2 separate regions of the Homo sapiens genome follow, and region 2 is linked to region 1. Evidence: chromatin loops called from intact Hi-C (ENCODE). Cell type or tissue: natural killer cell. All regions are shown on one strand. Each heading gives the region's core, and the rest is flanking DNA. Links, peaks and the distances in the headings are about the cores only.

What was found. A loop is a pair of places that touch in the nucleus more often than their neighbours do. Peaks named below come from ENCODE experiments on the same cell type or tissue, not always from the same donor. Only the 100,000 strongest peaks of a DNase experiment are listed, where the experiment ranks them.
Region 2: it touches region 1 in a loop (2.9-fold over the local background); 3 of 110 quality-filtered maps call a loop at or near these places.

What each region holds. Positions count from the first base shown.
Region 1 is chr12:68,115,135-68,124,930 of GRCh38, reverse strand. No RefSeq gene overlaps it. Among named protein-coding and RNA genes, the nearest start is that of IFNG, 40 kb to the left of the region's middle. In natural killer cell, for the core only: no CTCF peak of the experiment used is centred there; DNase peaks (open chromatin) are centred at 4,800 and 4,920; H3K27ac peaks cover 4,652 bases.
Region 2 is chr12:68,170,226-68,180,021 of GRCh38, reverse strand. No RefSeq gene overlaps it. Among named protein-coding and RNA genes, the nearest start is that of IFNG, 15 kb to the right of the region's middle. RefSeq lists an enhancer at 4,055-4,114. In natural killer cell, for the core only: no CTCF peak of the experiment used is centred there; a DNase peak (open chromatin) is centred at 4,201; H3K4me3 peaks cover 334 bases; H3K27ac peaks cover 1,445 bases.

The DNA of each region.
Region 1 (9,796 bases), core at 924-8,923:
CCTGTAGTCCCAGCTACTCAGGGGGTTGAGATGGCAGGGTCACTTGAGCCTGGGAGGTTGAGGCTGTGGTGAGCCAAGATCGTGCCCCTGCACTCCAGCCTGGATGACAGAGCTAAACCCTGTCTCAAAAAACAAAACAAATAAACAAAAAAGAAACAAAAGGAAAAATAAACACAAAACCCGAGAAACTAACAAACAACCCCCTCCCCCGCAAAAAAAAAAAAAAACCCACAAAAAATCAAAGACAAAGAGAGGATCCTGAAAGCAGCTAGAGAAATGAAGAAAATAACATATAAGGAAGTTTCAATAAGGCTAGAAGCAGATTTCTCAGCAGAACCTTACAGGCCAGGAGAAAGTTGGATGATGTATTCAATGTGCTGCAGGGGGGAAAAAAAAACCTGTCAATTAAGAATATATTGCCTGGTAAAGCTGTCCTTTAGAAATGAAGGAGAAAGAAAGACTTTCCCAGACTTAACGTCAGCTGAGGAATTTGATCACCACCAGGCCTGTCTTATAAGAAATGCTACAGGGAGTTCTTCAAGCTGAAATAGAAGAATATTAATTATTAACATGAAAATTTATCAAAGTATAAAACTCACTGGTAAAATAAAGATGCAGTGAAATTCAGAATACTCAATAATCTAATGGTGGTTGAGATTAGATCACTTATATTCATACTATGAATATAAGTGATAGATCACTTATATTCATACTATGAAGATGAGATGAAACTACTAAAAATAATAATAGCTACAATACTTTGTTAAGGGATACGCAATAAAAAAAGATGTAAATTGTGACATAAAAAACAAAACATGTGGGGCATGGTGGAGCAATAGTGTTAAGTTTTTTAATGTGGTCAAAGTTAAGTTGTTAGCTTAAAATAACCTTTTATAACTATAAGATATTTTATGTTAGCCTCAGGGTAACCACAAAGCAAAAATGTATAGTAGATAAACAAAAGATAAAACTTTAAGGAATGAAAGCATACTAGAAAGAATTATCTAATCAGAAAGGAAGACAGCCAGTGAGAAAGAAAGAAACAAAGAATCTACAAAGCAATCAGAAAACAATTAACAAAATGACAGGAGTAAGTCCTTACCTATCAATAATTACCTTGAATATAAATGGATTAAATTCTCTAACCAAAGACACACACAGAATGGCTGAATGGGTGAAAAAATAATAATATGCTGCCTTCAAGAGACTCACTTCACCTTAAAGGACAAACATATGTTGAAAATGAAAGGATGAACAAAAATATTCCAGGCAAATGGAAACCAAAAAAGAGCAGGGAGAGCTATGGTTATGTCAAAAAAAAAATAGACTTTAAGTCAAAAACTGTGAAATGTGACAAAGAACTTCATTATCTAATGATAAAGGGATTAATTCATCAAGAAGATATAATAATTGTAAATATATTTGTGCCTAATGTCAGAGCTCCTAGATATATAAAGCCAATATTAATAGACCTGAAGAAAGAGATTGACTGCAAGACAATAATAGTAGGGGATTTCAACAATGAACAGATTATCTTGACAGAATATCTATAAGGAAACATTGGATATACCAAATGGAACTAACAGACATATACATGACATTTTATCCAACAGCAGCAGAATACACATTTGCTTCAACATTCCCCAGGATAGATCATATGTTAGACCACAGAACAAGTCTTAACGAATTTAAGAAGATTGAAATCTTATCAAGTATCTTTTCCAACAACAATGGTATGAAACTAAAAATCAATAATAGGAGGAATTTTGGAAAATTTACAAATATGTGGAAATTAAACAACATGTTTCTAAATAACCAATGGATCAACAAATAAATTAAAAGAGACATTTTTTAAAAATCTGGAGACAAATAAAAATGGAAGCACAACATACCAAAACTTATGGGATGCAGCAAAAACAGTTCCAAGAGGGAAGTTTAAAGCAATAAACATCTACATTAAAAAAGAAGAAAGATCCCAAATAAACAGCCTAATGTTACACTGCAAGGAACTAGAAATAGATGAATAAACTAAACCTAAAGAAAAATGTGGTTTTTATTCCTCGTCATATGAAGCTAATCTCTCTTAACTTTCATTTTCTTAGCTTCTAAGTGGGAATAATGAAATGTTTCTTGTAGGATTATTTTGAAATTTATTGATAATAGATAGGATGTATGTGACCCAATGGCAGCCCTTGCTCACTCTGCACTAACCGTGCATGACTATTTTTCATTTTTTCAACGGGCAGAACTTATTTTTAGCTTGTGGTCAACTAAGATCTTCTGAGTTTTTTTTTTTTTTTAAACCTAGGCAAACTGAGGTCTTTCTATCCTAAATATATGTAATTGATTTTTTTTTAGAAACTTAATGCAGGTCTTTAACATTTATCCCTTTAAAACAGCTGACTTAGGGCCTTACCACAAACAGCTCTCCTGGTATGGAATGTTCTTCCTCCTGACCTTCCCATGGCTGTCTCTCTCTCTTTTTTTAATCATTCAGGTCTCAGTTTACATGGCATCCTTTCAGCAAGACCTTGCCTGATGATTCAATCCAATGCTGCATCCAAGTCACTCTCTGTTATACTCTGCTTCTGTTCTCATTTCTTTAGTTGCTTATCATCCATTACCCACCCCACCTCAGCCTGGCCAGCCTGCACTTATAAGAACACCTAGCACAAAATGAAAAGTCAATGAATATTTGTTGGAAGAATAAATAATAGTCATTCTTCTTTTGTTATTGAGAAAAAGTTCTTAATATTGGTTCATTCCTACAAGATGCCTTAACATCAAGGAAAAGAAGTTATTTTCACTTCCTATCAGCATTAGCCTCACATTCTTTAAAAATAGTTTTTTATTAAAGTTTTTTTTTATAGTAGCATATAGAAAGTTGAACTTTTTCAGAAGAATCATTGGATGATGTGCTTTGAGGCAGGCAGCCTAACAGATAATCTTTCTACACCCCCAGGGACAAGAACCAGGGGTTCTTCCTGCTCTTAGATAAACTATAGTGTGAGGTGAGCTATTGGGAAGAAGAAGTGAATAGAAAATAAGCAAAGGAGGCCAAATTTTTGTCACTGATTCAGTATAGCAGCTAAGGGATAGGGAGAATTGAAGAAGTCCTGAAGTTCTGGCTTAGGCCACTGGATGGATAGTGGTGTTATTTGGCAATATAAAAGCACTGTATAAAAGCAGGCAGAAGAGGAGAAGCAAGATCAGGAGAAGTGAGAAGATCCAAGCACAGTTGGGGAGAATAGGTTTGGTGCTCAGGGATGGGTCCAGACTAGACTGAAAGATCTGGGGCTTCTTCTGCAGGTGGCAGTTGAAGTTATGGGAGCAGTTAAGATCACTAAGTAGTGTCGGAGAGTGAGCAAAGAGGGGTAAGGACTGGATCTTCAGTCACAGTAACATGGAGAGTCAGGAAGATAAGAGGGGACTGGAAAGGGCTAGCCAGGGGTTTAGGGGAACCAAGAGAGTGGCATCAGAGAAGCCAAAGGAAGAGTGTATAGTCAACGATGTCAGATGCTGAAAGATGGCAAGTTCTTAGACCAGAAATGAGTCCACTGATTTGCCAATCTGTGGTCCTTGGTGACCTTTGGCAGTCACAGTTTCAGAGTTGGTGGTGGTGATGGGTGGGGGCAGAACTTAGAAAGCAGTGGGCTGAGTAAAGAAATGAAAGAAGAGAGATCTCATCTGTCTATGTTCTTTAAGATGTGGTAGTCTGTTGCACTACAGTGGAACTGCTAGGAAAGTGCTGCTTTTAGCAATCATATTATATATGCTGGTGGCTCAGTTTCAGCTTGTGGTCATCTAAGATCTTCTGACTTTTTTTTAAACCTTGGCAAGCCAGGGTCTTTCTATCTGAAATGTACATAATCGATTATTTTTAAAACCTTTAATGCAGGCCTTTAACATTTATCTCTTTCAAATAGTACCTTATTAGTGTAAGCCAAATTTTCCAAACATATTCTAAAGCTAATTTCATCATTGTTTGCTTTATAGTCCTGCCTAGGACCTTACTTTTTAAGATGCCTGGTTCTCTTCCTTAGAAACTAGGGATGGCGGTGTTCCTGTTACTATAATTTGTGCATGGAAAACTAGATTGAGCTCAATTTCATTCCTGGGAAACAACAACTTTCTTAGCTAAAATATAAACCCTAACTGGAAAGCAACTGACCAGAGGTTAAGAATTGCATTTTGAAATAGTAATTGACCACAAATCAAAAGACATGTACTATTTAATGTGCTTGATTGATTTCAAGCTTCCAAATCCTCAAAGCTAAAAACTGTCATCATAATGTACTTAGTTAATGGGTGACTGTATTTTTAGAAAAGCTTTTGACAAAAGGCTAGAAAAAGACTTAAATGCATAAACCAGGGTATTTTCTTGCCTGAGTATTCCATTAATTGAGATTTTATACTTAACACCTTTTTTTTAAGTTTTACAAAGGACCATGAAATTGTGATCCCTGTGAGGTAGATGGGCTATTTTTATTTCACTTCTAAGAAGATCAAGGTATAAGGTACCTATTTCCTCGGATGTTATGAACCCAAAGAATATAATGATGACATTTTGATTTTCCACCCAGGCCTTTTGCCATGACTTTCCCAGCACTCACGTCAGATATCTTCATTCACAATTTAAAAAGAAGAGTTATGTCTCAAGGAGAAAAATCTAGGTAGGAACAGATAGAAACAGTTTTACATAGAGCTCAGCTAATTGTGTGAAGTTGGTGGTCATGAAACTGTGGGACTCTGAATGTTGGTTACACCAAGGCGCAATGTGGGCAGAAGATGCTTCCTCCAGGCAGCTTGGGCAAACTGTTTAGTGCAACACCCTTGCTGTGTAGGCTTATTTTTAGCAGAAACAGGGACCTTGAACTCATCAGCTCATTTTGAGTTCAATATGAAATCTGAACCTAGACCCGAGAAGATGCCTACCTGTGTCCCCACCCGCCCCCTTGGTGTGCTGCCAGAAAATGTTTACTCAGAGCAGCAGCTGAAGTCTGTTTGGGAACCTGCAGCCTGTGTACATCCGACTAGTGACCAAGATGCTTGGGTGTGTGCTGACTCATTTAAGAACAACTGATTTAGAGAGCTGCTGGGGTGTGGGTGTTAGTGTGCTGTGGTTCATTTTCCAGCATGCTACCAGAAAAGCACTGGATGGAAGTGGCAAATGACAAAGTCAAAACACAGTTACTGTACTGTTCAGAATATAGACAGCAATTTCCTTTCTAAATCTGTCTTTTAGGATGCCCTAGTCATTAGCATCTGGATTTGGCAATATTTTAGAAATATTTAAATATAGCTATGTTTAATGAGCACTTACCACATGCTAGGCATTTTTCTAAATGTTTTACAGGCGTTAAATCATTTAGTTCTCATAGCCACACTCTGAGTTATCTGTTCTCATCTGTCATCATGGCCATCTTGCAGTTGGGGACAGCTGAGGCTTGGGGATATGTAATTAGCTTAAAGATACCAGAGTATCTGTGGCAGAGCATGATATAAATCTAGGTCTGACTCAATGTCAGACTCAATATGACTCAAGTCTATATTGTTAACCTGTTAAATGTTACTGAGGTTTTGGTGCTATTTAAATAGAAATAAATGGGTTGTGCTTAATGTTCAGTAAATACAATTTCTATACCACTTTCTGATTTTTTTTGTATATGGATATATATGAAATAGAAGTCAAGCGTTTGTCCATTTAATCTGAAAATGTGCACTCAATTGTGATTAGGTGTAGGAAGATGGTGCGACGATCTTTTTACACGTGATGGATTCTTAAGTCTTTTTAATTCTTTCAGGTGGCTGATCTCTGTTCAGGGATATGTCAAACAACCCTTCTTTCTCCAGCAGGCAAGAGGCAGGTCTGGGTGGGACACTCTGGGCTGGGCTGGGCCTAGCTTCTGGAAACACCCAGGGATCCCTTAAGTCATAGCCTAAGTCAGGGTCCTGGGGCCATTGAGAACTCTTCATGGTTAAGAAGGGGGGATACCTGAGGGTAAGTTAATTACTCCAATGGCATAAATCAGTGTTTCAGACATACATTTAATCATCTGTAACAACTTTTGTTGACCCTATCTTAAGGTCATTTGAATCTTTTTCCAGAAGCCTATTGCTCTTGGCAATCTGAGGGATGGGGCAGTTAGAGACAGAGGGCTTTGACCCATATGTCTCAGGCCTCATCAGCATGACTACAGAATAGAGACATTTATTTATTTATTTTGTAATTGCCTAAATTACGAAATTGTGTACTCCCCTCCTTTTCTTGCCCAAATGCTAAAAACTGGAACCCCCTACCTCAACTGCTCTCTCAGTATTCTGAGAGCTCTCAGTGTCAGGTTTCACTGTTCCTCCCTCCTCCACTCCCCAGGTCTCTGTCTTCCTCTGCGCTGTCATGACCTTCGGGGCTGGGCTGCTGTGATCATCCCTGCCACCTTCCAGAGACCACTCTCATACCCTCTGCTTGATCTCAGAAAATAGACCTCTGCCCTCCTGTTTTCCAGCTTGTCTGAACTGTATGTAGCACAGGCCCTTCCATAATTCCCCGTAATACAACTGAGGCCAACCACGTAAGTATAGGCATACTTTGTTTTATTGCGCTTCGCTTTCCTGTGTTTTGCAGATATTGTGGTTTTTACTAATTGAAGGTTTGTGGTAACCCCTTATATCCACCTGGTCTATTGGCTCTGTTTTTCCAACAGCATATGCTCACTTTGTATCTCTGTGCCACATTTTGATAATTCTCATAATGTTTCAAACCTTTTCATTATTATTATATGTGTTGTGGTGATCTGTGATCAGTGATCTTTGATGTCACTATTGTAATTGTTTTGGGGCGCCGAGATCTGTGCCCCTGTAAGACAGAGATCTTAATCGATAAATGTTGTGTGTGTTCTAACTGCTCCACCAACCAGGTGTTCCCTGTTTTTCTCCCTCTTCTTGAGCCTCCCTATTCTCTGGGACACAACAATATTGAAAGCAGGACAATTAATCACCCTACAATGTCCCGTAAGTGTTCAAGTGAAAGGAAGAGTCACATGTTTTCTCACTTTAAATCAAAAGCTAGAAATGATTAAGCTTAGTGAGAAAGGCATGTCCAAAGCCGAGATGGTCTGAAAGCCAGTCCTCTTGCACCAAACAGTTAGCCAAGTGGTGAATGCAAAGGAAAAGTTCTTGAAGGAAATTAAAAGTGTGACATCAATGAACACATTAGTGACAAGAAAGTAAAACTATCTTATTGCTGCTATGAAGAAAGTTTCAGTAGCCTGGATAGAAGACCAAACCAGCCACAACATTCTCTTAAGCTAAAGCCTAAACCAGAGCAAAATCCTAAATCTCTTCAATTCTGTGAAGGCTAAGAGAGGTGAAGAAGCTACAGAAGAAATGTTTGAAGGAAGCAGAAGTCGGTTCATGAAATTTAAGGAAAGAAGCTGTCTCTATAACACAAATGTGCAAGGTGAAGCTGCATGTACTGATGGAGAGGTTGCAGCAAGTTATGCAAAAGATGTAGCTAAGTTCAATGTTGAAGGTGGCTACACTAAACAATGGATTTTAAATGCAGATGAAATAGCCTTATATTGGAAGAATATGCCATCTAGGAGTTTCATAGCCAGAGAGGAGAAGTCAAGTCCTGGTTTCAAAGCTTTAAAGGACAGATTGACTCTCTTGTTAGGGGGGCTAATGTGGCTGTGACTTTAAGTGGAAACCCATGCTTATATATCCTTCCCAAAATCTTAAAGTCCTTAAGAATTTAACATCAGTTAAATCTACTCTGCCTGTGCTCTGTTAATGGAACAACAAAGCCTGGATAACAGCACATCTGTTTACAGCATGGTTTACTGAATATTTTAAGCCAACTGTGGAGACCTACAGCTCAGAAAAAAATATTTCTTTCAAAATGTCACTTCTCATTGACAATGCACCTAGTCACCCAAGAGCTCATGCCTTCTGTGTTAGGCTTTATTCTGCAGCCCATGGATCAAGGAGTAATTTCAACTTTCAGGTTGTATTATTTAAGAAATAAATTTTAAAAGCCTATAGCTGCCATAGATAGTGATTCCATGAATAGATCTGGGAAAAGTGAACTGAGAATCACCCGGAAAAAATTCACAATTCTGGCTGCTATTAAGAACTTTCATGATTCATGAGAGGAGTTTAAAATATAAACATTAATAGGAGTTTGGAAGAAGTTAATTCCAACCCTCGTGGATGACTTTAAGGGATTCAAGACTTTAGTGGAGAAAGTAACTGCACATGTGGTGGAAATAGCAAAAGAAGCAGAAGTGGAGCCTGAAGCTGCAAGTGAATTGCTGCAACCTCCTGATAAAATTTGAGTATGTGAGGAGTTGCTTCTTAGAGATGAACAGAGAAGGTGATTTCTTGAGATGAAATCTACTCTTGGTGAAGATGCTGTGAACACTGTTGAAATGATGGCAAAGGATTTAGAATATTACATAAACTTAGTTGATAGAGCAGTGGCAGGATTTGAGAGGATTGGCTCCAATTTTGAAAGAAGTTCTACCGTGGGTAATATGCTATCAAGCAGTGTTGCATGCCACAGAGAAATCTTTTATGAAAGGAAGAGTCAATCAATACAGCAAAGCACATTGTTGTCTTATTTCAACAAATTGCCATAGCCACCCCAACCTTCCACAACCACCATCCTGATCAGCTAGTAGCCATCAACATCTAGGCAAGACCCTCCAGCAGCAAAAACTATTACAACTTGCCAAAGGCTCAGATAATCATTTTCGATATTTAGCAATAAAATATCTTTTATGTTTTCGAGACATGGTCTCACTCTGTCACCTGGACTAGAGTACAGTGGAATGATCAGAGTTCACTGTAATTTCGAACTCCTGGGCTCAAGAGATCCCCTTGCCTCATTCTCCTGACTATCTAGGACTAGAGGCGCATGCCATCATGCCCAGCTAATGTTTAAATTTTTTTGGTAGAGACTGGGTCTTGCTATGTTGCCCAGTCTGGTCTTGAACTCCTGGCTTCAAGTGATTCTCCCACGACTGCCTCTCAAAGTGCTAGGATTATAGGCATGAGCCACCAACGCTAGCCTGTAAAGTATTTTTAAATTAAGATATGTACATTGTTTTTTAGACATAATATTATTGCATACTTAATAGACTATAGTATAGTGTAAACATAACTTCTATATGCACTGGGAAACCAAAAAATTTGTGTGACTCACTTTATTGTGATATTTGCTTTATTGTGGTGATTTGGAACTGAACCCACAGTATCTCTGAGGTATGCCCACTGTAGAATTGAAATCAACCCTGTTCTAACTGTGGCTTTTCTTAGAGCTGTGAAAATCAATTGGCTCCCAGTGGTCCTCAACCTAGGCAAAGTCTGGTCCTCCCCAATCACCCTACTTATAAGAAGGAACCAAGCCTTATGAGGAAACCTTGTAAAATTTCCCCAGGCCCTAGAGATGGGAAATAGACTTCTCCATACTCTAACGCCCACTGCCACAATTGCATTCTCTGTACTAGAATTGCCTGTGTGCAGTGACAGACTGGAAGTATAAACATTCTTTAGGAAAAACTCTACCTTTATTTGCAGGGGTGTAGGTTTAACCTCCAGCTCCCTCAAATCATCAAAACACTCAAGTCAGACATTAACGCTTCCTGGCATCTGGCTCTTCCTCTCAAACAAAGTTTTCAGTGGGATTTTTTACACTAGCTTGGGTTGCGTGGCACCAGACCCTGAGAGAGTGTTGGTCTTTCCTTCAGGATGTGCAAGTCTGTACTTCCTTGAGGAAGTCTCTTCCTCCCAACTC
Region 2 (9,796 bases), core at 566-8,565, 55 kb before region 1:
CGGTTATAGAAGGGTATATTTACCTTCAGGAGTGCTTTTCAACTCTTTGAGTTTTGGCATGTTAGTTGGGTATCAATGAAAAAACTCTAATTTTGAGCTTCTTTTTCAGTATGACTAATAATAAGCTCAGTTTTTGTTTGTTTGACTCTGAGAATTGCTATACATTTTTATTTACTGGGTTATATTAAATTTTAGCAGGTGCATTTAAATGATAATAAAGCTTTCATCAAAGCAATATTTTCATTTTATTTTTATTTTAGGACAAAGTTACATTCCTATCTTTAAAAACAGAAATTTCAAAGCTCTAATGACATGCTTCATTTGTACATGAATGATGACATATGATCCTGATGGAGTGTGTCTAAATTTTAAATAACCACTTTTTGTGAGGTAATTTGTAAATTACAACTATGTGATGGGCCCTGTTATTTGTCCATCCAGTACCTTTCCTTCCTCTATAGAAGCTGGCTTATATGGTACACATGATTTGTGAGGGGGCGTGTTGCCATATTTTTTCTGACTCTTTGGGTGGGAATTCATTTGAACTGTTGGAGCCCCACAGTTGGATTTTCCTGGATGAGTACAGAAGCCTCCTAAATTGGCCTCTCAGTTTCTGCCCTTGTCCCATTAGAGCCAAATTTCCATTTGCTGACCACAGTGATCCCATTAAAATATATCTCAGATCATGTCACTCTCTTGTTCAAAACCCAGTAGAGAGTACCCCATTTCCTCTAGAATAAAACCCAAAATGCTTTCTGGGGGCATGATCTGGCCCCTGGTTATCTTTCCAACCCCACTGCCTGCTCCTCAGGTCCAGACACATGACCCCTGCTATGACTCAGCCCTCGCTGAAGGGGCGTCTGTCTTGACTTTTTCCATTTGGCTCTTCTCTGCCTGGGACATGGTTCCCAGTCGTGTCCATGACTCCCTCACCACCTTCAGTCAGGTCTCTGCTCAAATGTTCTTTCCTCAGAAAAGTCTTCCCCAACCCCCCTATCTAAAATAGCACTATTCCATTCTCCTGCTTTCCTTTTTCAAATCATAATCACAACCTGACATTGTATTACACAATTACATGTTTGTTTATGTTAATCTTCTCCACTACAATGTAAGGCCCATGGGGACAGGAGTTTTGTCCCTTTTTTGTTAGTTCTTGCTGTTTCTTCAGTGCCTAGAAGAATGTCTTGCACATCAACAAGTATTTTTTAATAGGCTTTATTTTTTTTGAGCACTTTTAGGTTCACAGCAAAATTAAAAGGAGGGTACAGAGATTTTCCGTATGCCCTCTGTCCCCTACACATATACAGCCTCTCCCCATAATCAACATCTCCCATGAGAGAGGTACGCTCGTTACCACTGATGAACCTACAATGGCATCATCATCATCCAAAGTCCATGGTTTGCACTCTCAGTGTTGAAACTTCTATGGGTTTGAACAAAGGCAGAATGTGTATCTCTCATTCTGAGTCCCACACAAAGTGTTTGCATGTCCTAAGAATGCTCTGTGTTCACCTTTTCATTCCTCTTGCCAACCTCTGGCAATCACTGATCTTTCTTTTTCAGACTGTCATATGGTTGAATCATGCAGTGTGTAGTCTCTTCAGACTGGTTTCTCTCACTTAGTGATATGTATTGAAGGTTCCTCCATGTCTTTTTATTGCTTGACAGCTCACTTCTTTTTAGGCTGAATAACATTCCACTGTATGGATACACCACAGTTATGAAACCATTCATCTGCTGAAGGATATCATGGTTACTTCCAAGTTTTTGTAACTATGAATAAAACTACTATAAACATCTGTGTGCAGATTTTTGTGTGGACATAAGACTTCAACTCCTTTGGGTAAATACAAAGGAATGTTGTGATTGGTGGCTGGTATAGTGAGAGTAAGGTTAGTTTTATAAGAAACTGCAAAACTGTCTTCCAAAGTGGCTGTACCTTCAGTCAGAGTTCCTGATGCTCCACGTCTCAGCCAGCATTTGGTGTTGTCAGTGTTCCAGATTTTTGCCATTTCATAATGGGTGTGTGGGTATCTTGTTGTTTTAATTTGCATTTCCCTGATGATATAAATATGTAGCTCAGCAAGTATTTGATGAATTAGTGCAGTGTTTCAATTAAATGCCTTAATGGCTAACTTACCTTCCAGCTGGTGAATGCTGCTCTGTGGGAGGCAGGATTGACATTGTCTCACAAAGAGAAGCAGAAGTGACAGCTAGAGAGACAAATCCTGTCAACACTTGAGTACCTGTCTCTGAGATCCTTTCTTTGATCAAAATAGTGTGACTGGAATTTTCGTCACTTGTCACCACAAAAGTCCTGGCAAATGCAACTTGTTGGTATACTGACACTAATGCCGAAAAATAAAGGATGTAATAAAAACTGAAAAAAAATATGAGGGAATAATTAATAACTTCTCATAGCAGATACTACCTGCCTTGCCAACATCCTCTCAGCAGCCTCCCTCTCTCTTCTTACCCTCTGCCTGTGACTGTAACAGTTCACTATTCTTGGCCTAAGGGCTTCTTTCTATTTTCACATGAGGAAGACTGGAAGAGCTAGGGGTTTAATGCCCTGGGAGCAGTGCTCAGACAGTGCTAAAGATAGTCGCAGGATAGATACCCCAACTTCTTCGTCCCTTGGGCAGGATAACTTTGGGGTATGGGCTACACCATCACCCAGAGGTCTATAGTGGGCTGAGTCTCAGTTGACTACAGTAGCTCCCTTTGGGAACCACCCTGAACTGACTTCCTTCCCTTCCCTGAATCTCTTTGCCTCTTTTCTACTGGTGCTTCCTAGAATCACCACCAAAAAAAAAAAAAAAAAAAAAAAATCCTTGTCTCAAGCTCTGTTTCTGAGGTAACCCAACCTCAGTTTCTATATGTAAAATATTTCAATTTAACCTGAACAAATACGTTAAACATGAAGAAATGTACAAATACAACTTCTAAATCAGGTTACAAGGGAAAAAAACCCATAAAATGGAAATAAAAATGATGAGCACACATTGTGCTTGCTATATGCCAAGTATTATTCCAAGAGCTGCACATATAACTCATTTGAATCCCACAAAAAACCTGTGAAGTAGAGTCCAGAGACTTTAAGGAGCTTGCCTAGATTCACACAGTTTACACAGCTGGTAAAAGATGGAGCCTGGACTCAAACTCAGTCTTGCTCCTTTGTCTGTGCTGTTTGTTAACCATGATACTATCATAGAGATGTTTTAAAAAGGTGATTTATTAGTAATGACATGATATCATGAAAGTATTATGCCCAGTTATGTTGTTTATATGAATAGTGCAGAAAACGAATAACATTTGTTGTCATTATAATCTCAAAGAAGACAGGATCCTCATATAAACAGGAGCAGTTATGAGATAAACACATTTTTAAAAAATCCCTTTAAATGGATGTCAGTTCATGAAAGTGATTTGTCATTAATGTCCAACAGTGAATGACTATGAACAGCAGCTTTTGAGATTGGCAGTAACACAGCTTTTAGGAAAACAGAGGGCAGGCATAGTTTAAAGCTAACATCAGCATGTGTAATGAGGTATCATCCTATTCCCTATGTGGCTTGGGCACTAACTTGCAGCTGAAGAATAGAGATCTGTTTGGGCTTGCAGCCCTGGCTAAATGGCCCTGCTGGTTCCACCCCCCAGGTCTGATGGTCAAGAATTATTGGATACTTCATGTAAAGCACTCAGCCAGGCACTTTGAGATAGATGAAGAAGACTAAGAGGCAGTGTATACTCTCTAGGACCTTAAAACCTAGTGAGGAAGAAAAGCACATGAGGATAACTTGGACTTTTTTTCTTCTATGAGAAAAACATCTGGTAAGGTTATTCAGACCACTCAGCTTCATATGGATTTATAGATGTTGGTGCAATTTTTACTCCTTGGCTTCAGCTATTGAAGCTGTGGCAGCAGGTGTGATTACCTCAGAAGAGCGAAGGTGCAAAACAAACTCTTGAGGTCTTGGGAGCTCTGCAGGTGGTTTCCTTGCAGTTCTTCAAATAAAAGGAAGTCTAAGAGCTTCCTGACTCTGTGATAGAGAATGCTACCATGCAAGGCCATCACTTGAAGCCTTTGCTCTTTGCAGAGGCAGAAGCGTCCCTGAGTGCATTGAGACGCTGGGCTGAAGAGAGGAATGACATCAGCACCAGGTGGGGGAGAAGAGCGATTTCCTTTTTTCTCAGGGTGACCCACAGGAAGGACATGGGAAGTTAGGTCAGAATTGGCTTGACACCTCTGTCCTGGGAAATCCTATCAGGTGACTAAGAAGAAAACAACCCACCAAGTTACTGCTCTTTGCCGAGAGATGGAAGGCACCTTGGGGGAAACCCCTGACCACAGGCCAATAGAACAGAATGTTGTTAGTCTTGCTGAAAAAGCCAACCAGAAAAATACTTCTTCAAATTCACCTGGGGTGACAAGAAATATTTCCCATTCTTGGGTTCTTTCACTTTCCTAATGGAAGCATAGATTGAACACTTTGTGAAATGTCATTTAGATTTTCCCTCTTGTGATTGGCTTTATTTTTCTTTTTAGGAAAAAAAAGACAGAGTGCAGGGCATACTTTTTTTGTGGTTGATAGGATTCCTAATGCAACCATAAATATGACCAGCATATAAGTCATGATCTATGATTCTAATTAGCAAATGATGTTTCTAATTTTCAAATAGGACAAGTTATATATCATTAAGTTTTGGGATGCCTAATCTTTTTTATTCCATCAATTTTTATTTTAAGTTCTGGGGTACACGCACAGGATGTACAGGTTTGTTACATAGGTAAATGTGTGCTATGCTGATTTGCTGCACAGATCAACCCATCACCTAGATATTAAGCCCAGCATCCATTTGCTATTCTTCCTGATGCTCTTCCTCACCCCACTTCCCCAACAGGCCTCAGTGCGTATTGTTCCCCCCATGTGTCCATGTGATCTCATCGTTCAGCTTCCACTTGTGAGTGAGAACATGTGGTGTTTGGTTTTCTGCTCCTGTGTTAGTTTGCTGAGGATAACAGCTTACAGTTCCATCCATGTTCTTGCAAAGGACATGATCTCATTCCTTTTTATGGCTGCATAGTATTCCATGGTGTATATTTATACCACATTTTCTTTATCCAGTCTATCATTGATGGGCATGTGGGTTGATTCCATGTCTTTGTTATTTTGAATAGTGCTACAATGAACATATGTGTGCATGTGTTTTTATAATAGAACGATTTATATTCCTTTGGGTATACACCCAATAATGGGATTGCTGGTTCAAATGGTATTTCTGTTTCTAAATCTTTGAGGAATTGCTACACTGTCTTCCACAATGGTTGAACTAATTTACATTCCCACTAACCATCTAAAAGCATTCCTTTTTCTCTGCAACCTCACCAGCATCATTTTTTCTTGACTTTTTAATAATCACCATTCTGACCGGTATGAGATGGTATCTGATTATTATTTTGATTTACGTTTCTCTAATGACCAGTAATGTTGAGCTTTTTTCATGTTTGTTGGCTGCATGCATGTCTTCTTTTGAGAAGTGTCTGTTCATATCCTTTGCCTACTTTTTAATGGGGTTGAGTTTTTTTTTAATGTAAATTTGTTTAACTTCTTTGTAGACTCTGGATATCAGACCTTTATCAGATGGCTAGATTGCAAAAATTTTCTCTCATTCTATAGGATGTCTGTTCACTCTGATGATAGTTTCTTTTGCTGTGCAGAAGCTCTTTATTTTAATTAGATCCCATTTGTCAATTTTTGCTTATGTTGCAATTGCTTTTGGTGTTTTTGTCATAAAATCTTTGTCCATGCCTATCTTCTGAATGGCATTGCCTGGATTTTCTTCTAGGGTTTTTATAGTTTTGGGTTTCACATTTAAGTCTTTTATCCATCTTGAGTTAATTTTTGTATAAGGTTTAAGGAAGGGTCCAGTTTCAATTTTCTGCATATGGCTAGCCTATTCTCCCAGCACCATTTGTTAAATAGGGAATATGTTCCCCCTTGCTTGTTCTTGTCAGATGAGATGGTTGGGGATGCCAAATCTTAATTAAAGAAACTGACACATGTTTAGAGTTGCCTGAAGTTAAAAAAAAAAAAATTCTGTGCTGCAATCTAAAAGAAGCTACCCTCTTTGAAGAAGAAAAGAGATAAGAACTTTAGCTTTCTTACTTAGCTTTATGATACCCATTGCCTTTCTAAGTTAAAAGATTAGGAAAAAACCTTTAAATGCCAGTTACCACAAATTCTTTTGGAATTAGGGAAATGATAGCTAAAATTATAGCTAAAATAATCATGCAAGCAAATAAATTAAAACAAAAAAGAAAAAAAAAACATCAGAATGCAAAAAACAAAACAAAACAAAACAAAAAACCCAAATTAAAGTTTGATAAATAGCAAATAAACAGTGGCTTTATAGGTTTTTCAAATTTAAAAAGTCTTAAGAAGGCAATCCCAACAAGGAAGTATTATAAACATGAAAGGAATAGGTTTTTGGGCAATGTAAGTCTGAGTAGGCAGTGACGGTGTTTGCTCTAAAGCCATTAAAGTAAATTTAAGAATTTACTTTTTTTTTTTTTTTTGAGACAGAGTCTCACATTATTGCCTGGGCTGGAGTGCAGTGCCGTGATCTCGGCTCACTGCAACCTCTGCCTCCTGGGTTCAAGTGAATCTCTTGCCTCATTCTCCTGAGTAGTTGGGATTACGGGTGCCTGCCACCATGTCCAGCTAATTTTTTGTACTTTTAGTAGAGACGGGGTTTCACTATGTTGGCCAGGCTGGTCTCGGACTCCTGACCTCGTGATTCGCCTGCCTTGGCCTCCCAAAGTGCTGGGATTACAGGCGTGAGCCACTGCGCCCAGCCAAGAATTTACTTTATATGTAATACATGTATATATTTTAGAGACAGAGTTGCTTAGGCTGTTGCCCAGGCTGGAGCACAATGACGTGATCACAGCTCAGTGCAGCCTTGAATTTTTGGGCTCAAGCGATCCTCCCACCTTGGTCTCTTGAGTAGTTGGGACTACAGGCACAACACACCATGACCAGCTAATTAAAAAAAATATTTTTTTGATACAAGGTCTCAATATGTTGCCTAGGTTGGTTTTGAATTCCAGGCTTCAAAAGATCTTCCTGCCTCGGCCTTCTGAGGCACTGGGATTACAGGCATGAGCCACTGTGCCCAGCCAAAAATTTATTTTAAAATATGAAATATACATTTTTCTTTTTCTTTTAAAGACAAGGTCTCTGTCATCCAAGCTGGAGTGCAGTGGTCTGACCATAGTACACTGCAGCCTTTAACTCCTGGCCTCAAGTGATCCTCCTGCCTCAGCCTCCCAAACAGCTGGGATTACAGGCCATATTTCTTATTTACATAAAAGCTGTAGTCAAGATGCGAGGTTTCAGTAGCTATATTAAAATGTAAAATGGCTTAAACCTAATAGAAGTTTACTTTTTGCTCATGTAAAGTCAAAAATAGATGTAACAGAACAGGAGCTATCTCTTCTCTAAGCAGGACCAGGATCCTTTCATCCTGTGGCTCCACCATCTTCACCATCTTCAATACTTGGACTGTGAGGTCACTGTGCATGTTCGTATCAAGTTGGTCAACAGAGAAGAAACATGGAAGATGGCCCATGGAGGATGGCACACATCACTTCCACTCACATTCCATGGGCTAGAACTCACAAATAAATTTGATGAACAGCAAGCCAGCCTCTGTTCCAAAAGTCTTCCTAGACAGAATGTACATAAGCTGATTTAGTATCTGCACAGTCTCTGCAGTGATGCCTCTCTTTGTTGCTGCTTATTAAAGTGTTAACAGGATCAAGGATTGACCCAGAAATGGAATATTAAAAAGAAAGTTATGCTATAAATTCCACTGAGGGTTTTGTCATTTCAAGAGTGCTTCTGAATGTCCCTGTTGAGGTCATTTTTTTCTCTGTTTTGCCAAAAAAAATCTGCCCTCATTTTAATGACAATCTAGTTTTTTTGTTTTGTTTTGTTCTTTTTTTTTTCTTTTTTGAATCTCATTACCTTCAATATGTTTGGTCAGGTTGGATTGGTAAATCTGGCACATGGGGTTGCCTGTACCTCATCATGAAATCCAAAGGATACCTAGAGGGTCCTTCTACCAGTTTTTTTTTACTCAGCACTGTAGGATTAATGCCAGCAGGCAGTCAACTCATCCGTGTTCATTAGACTCACTTTCTAGGGTTTGATTCTGGAGCAGAGTGGTACAAAGATAAGAACAAAAGCATTGGAATTTACCAATTTGTTCCTGCATGGTGCTCTGCAGAAGGGCTGAGTAGTTTCTGCGGCAGAGACCTTCTGGGATTGCCTGGTAGATTGTCTGTATTGAACATGGTTCCTCAGCTATGTCTTCCATCCATGAGCTCCTCCATATGCCTTCATTAAATGTTACCTTTCAGCTAAAATTAGTCAGATTTGTTTTTTCATATATGTGCACAAATAATTTTAATGATATAATATTAGGCACGTTAAGCTTTCAGGAGCAAATTAGAGAGCAGTAGCTAGGCTGGTTGCAGCTGAGTGGTTAAGAGCATCAACAGTGAACTTAGCCACACCCAGCTTTATCACTTACTAGGCCAGTGACTTTGGATAAGTTGCTTATTTTCTGAGACTCATTTTTCTCCTCTATAAAACAAAAATAAATTTGTCTTCTTTGGATGGTTGTCATAATTAAATGAGATGGTGCATATAAAGCACTGTGGCAGCTGTTAATTACTATGAGGCACCATTATTTTTGCTGATAGAAATCTTTAGCTGCACACACACTTATTCCTAAGCTCCGTTTTACTGGAGCCAAATCCAGATTTATTAAAATTTTTTTTGACTTTTGCAGTCTTTACACTAAGGTTAGGGTCTTCAGTTTAGATATTGCTTGACTAATAATGGCCTTTCCTAATTTGGGAAATTATAACATATAGGTTCTGCAAAACCTAAGACTAAAAATAACAAGGCCTATGGAGACAACTATAGTTGGGACATTCCATTCAATACTTCTCAAACTTTATACTCAGAGCATTAACAAAAGCAACAAAAGTCCTAACCAAAACCAGGCATTTAAAAATCTCTTGGGAATTTCCGCCAGTCATCATAGTGAATCCATTCTTTGCAGCCTGGTAATTTGGACTGCTGCTTCCTCTTTTGAGATGTAGGGCCTGAGGACATGTGTTTCTGGTAGAGAACATTTTGATTCCGATTAAAAATTCCACCTGAGGTACAGCCATTTTCATTAATCCATTGATTTTATACAGGAGGAAAAGTTCCTTCATCTGCACTTGCTGCTTCCCAGATAGTGGAAATTTAGCAATTCTTGAATCCACTAAACCAATTACTACTGGTATTAAAGTAAAACACTTCTATAACTTTTGACTTTTTAAAAAGGTCTTCAAATATTGCTAAGGCTTTTTCCTAAATGTGAGAAGACATATGTTTGGTTGTCCTTTTTTTTTTTTTTTTTTTTTTTTTTTTTTGAGATGGAGTTTTGCTCTTGTTGCCCAGGCTGGAGTACAATGATGCGACCTTGGCTCACTGCAACCTCCGCCTCCTGGGTTCAAGTGATTCTCCTGCCTCAGCCTCCCAAGTGGCTGGGATTACAGGCATGCACCACCAGGCCTGGCTAATTTTGTATTTTTTGTGGAGATGGGGTTTCATCATGTTGGTCAGGCTGGTCTCAAACTCCTGACCTCAGGTGATCCACCCGCTTCGGCCTCCCAAATTGCTGGGATTACAGGCGTGAGCCACCATTTAAGCCTTGGTTGTCTTAAAACATT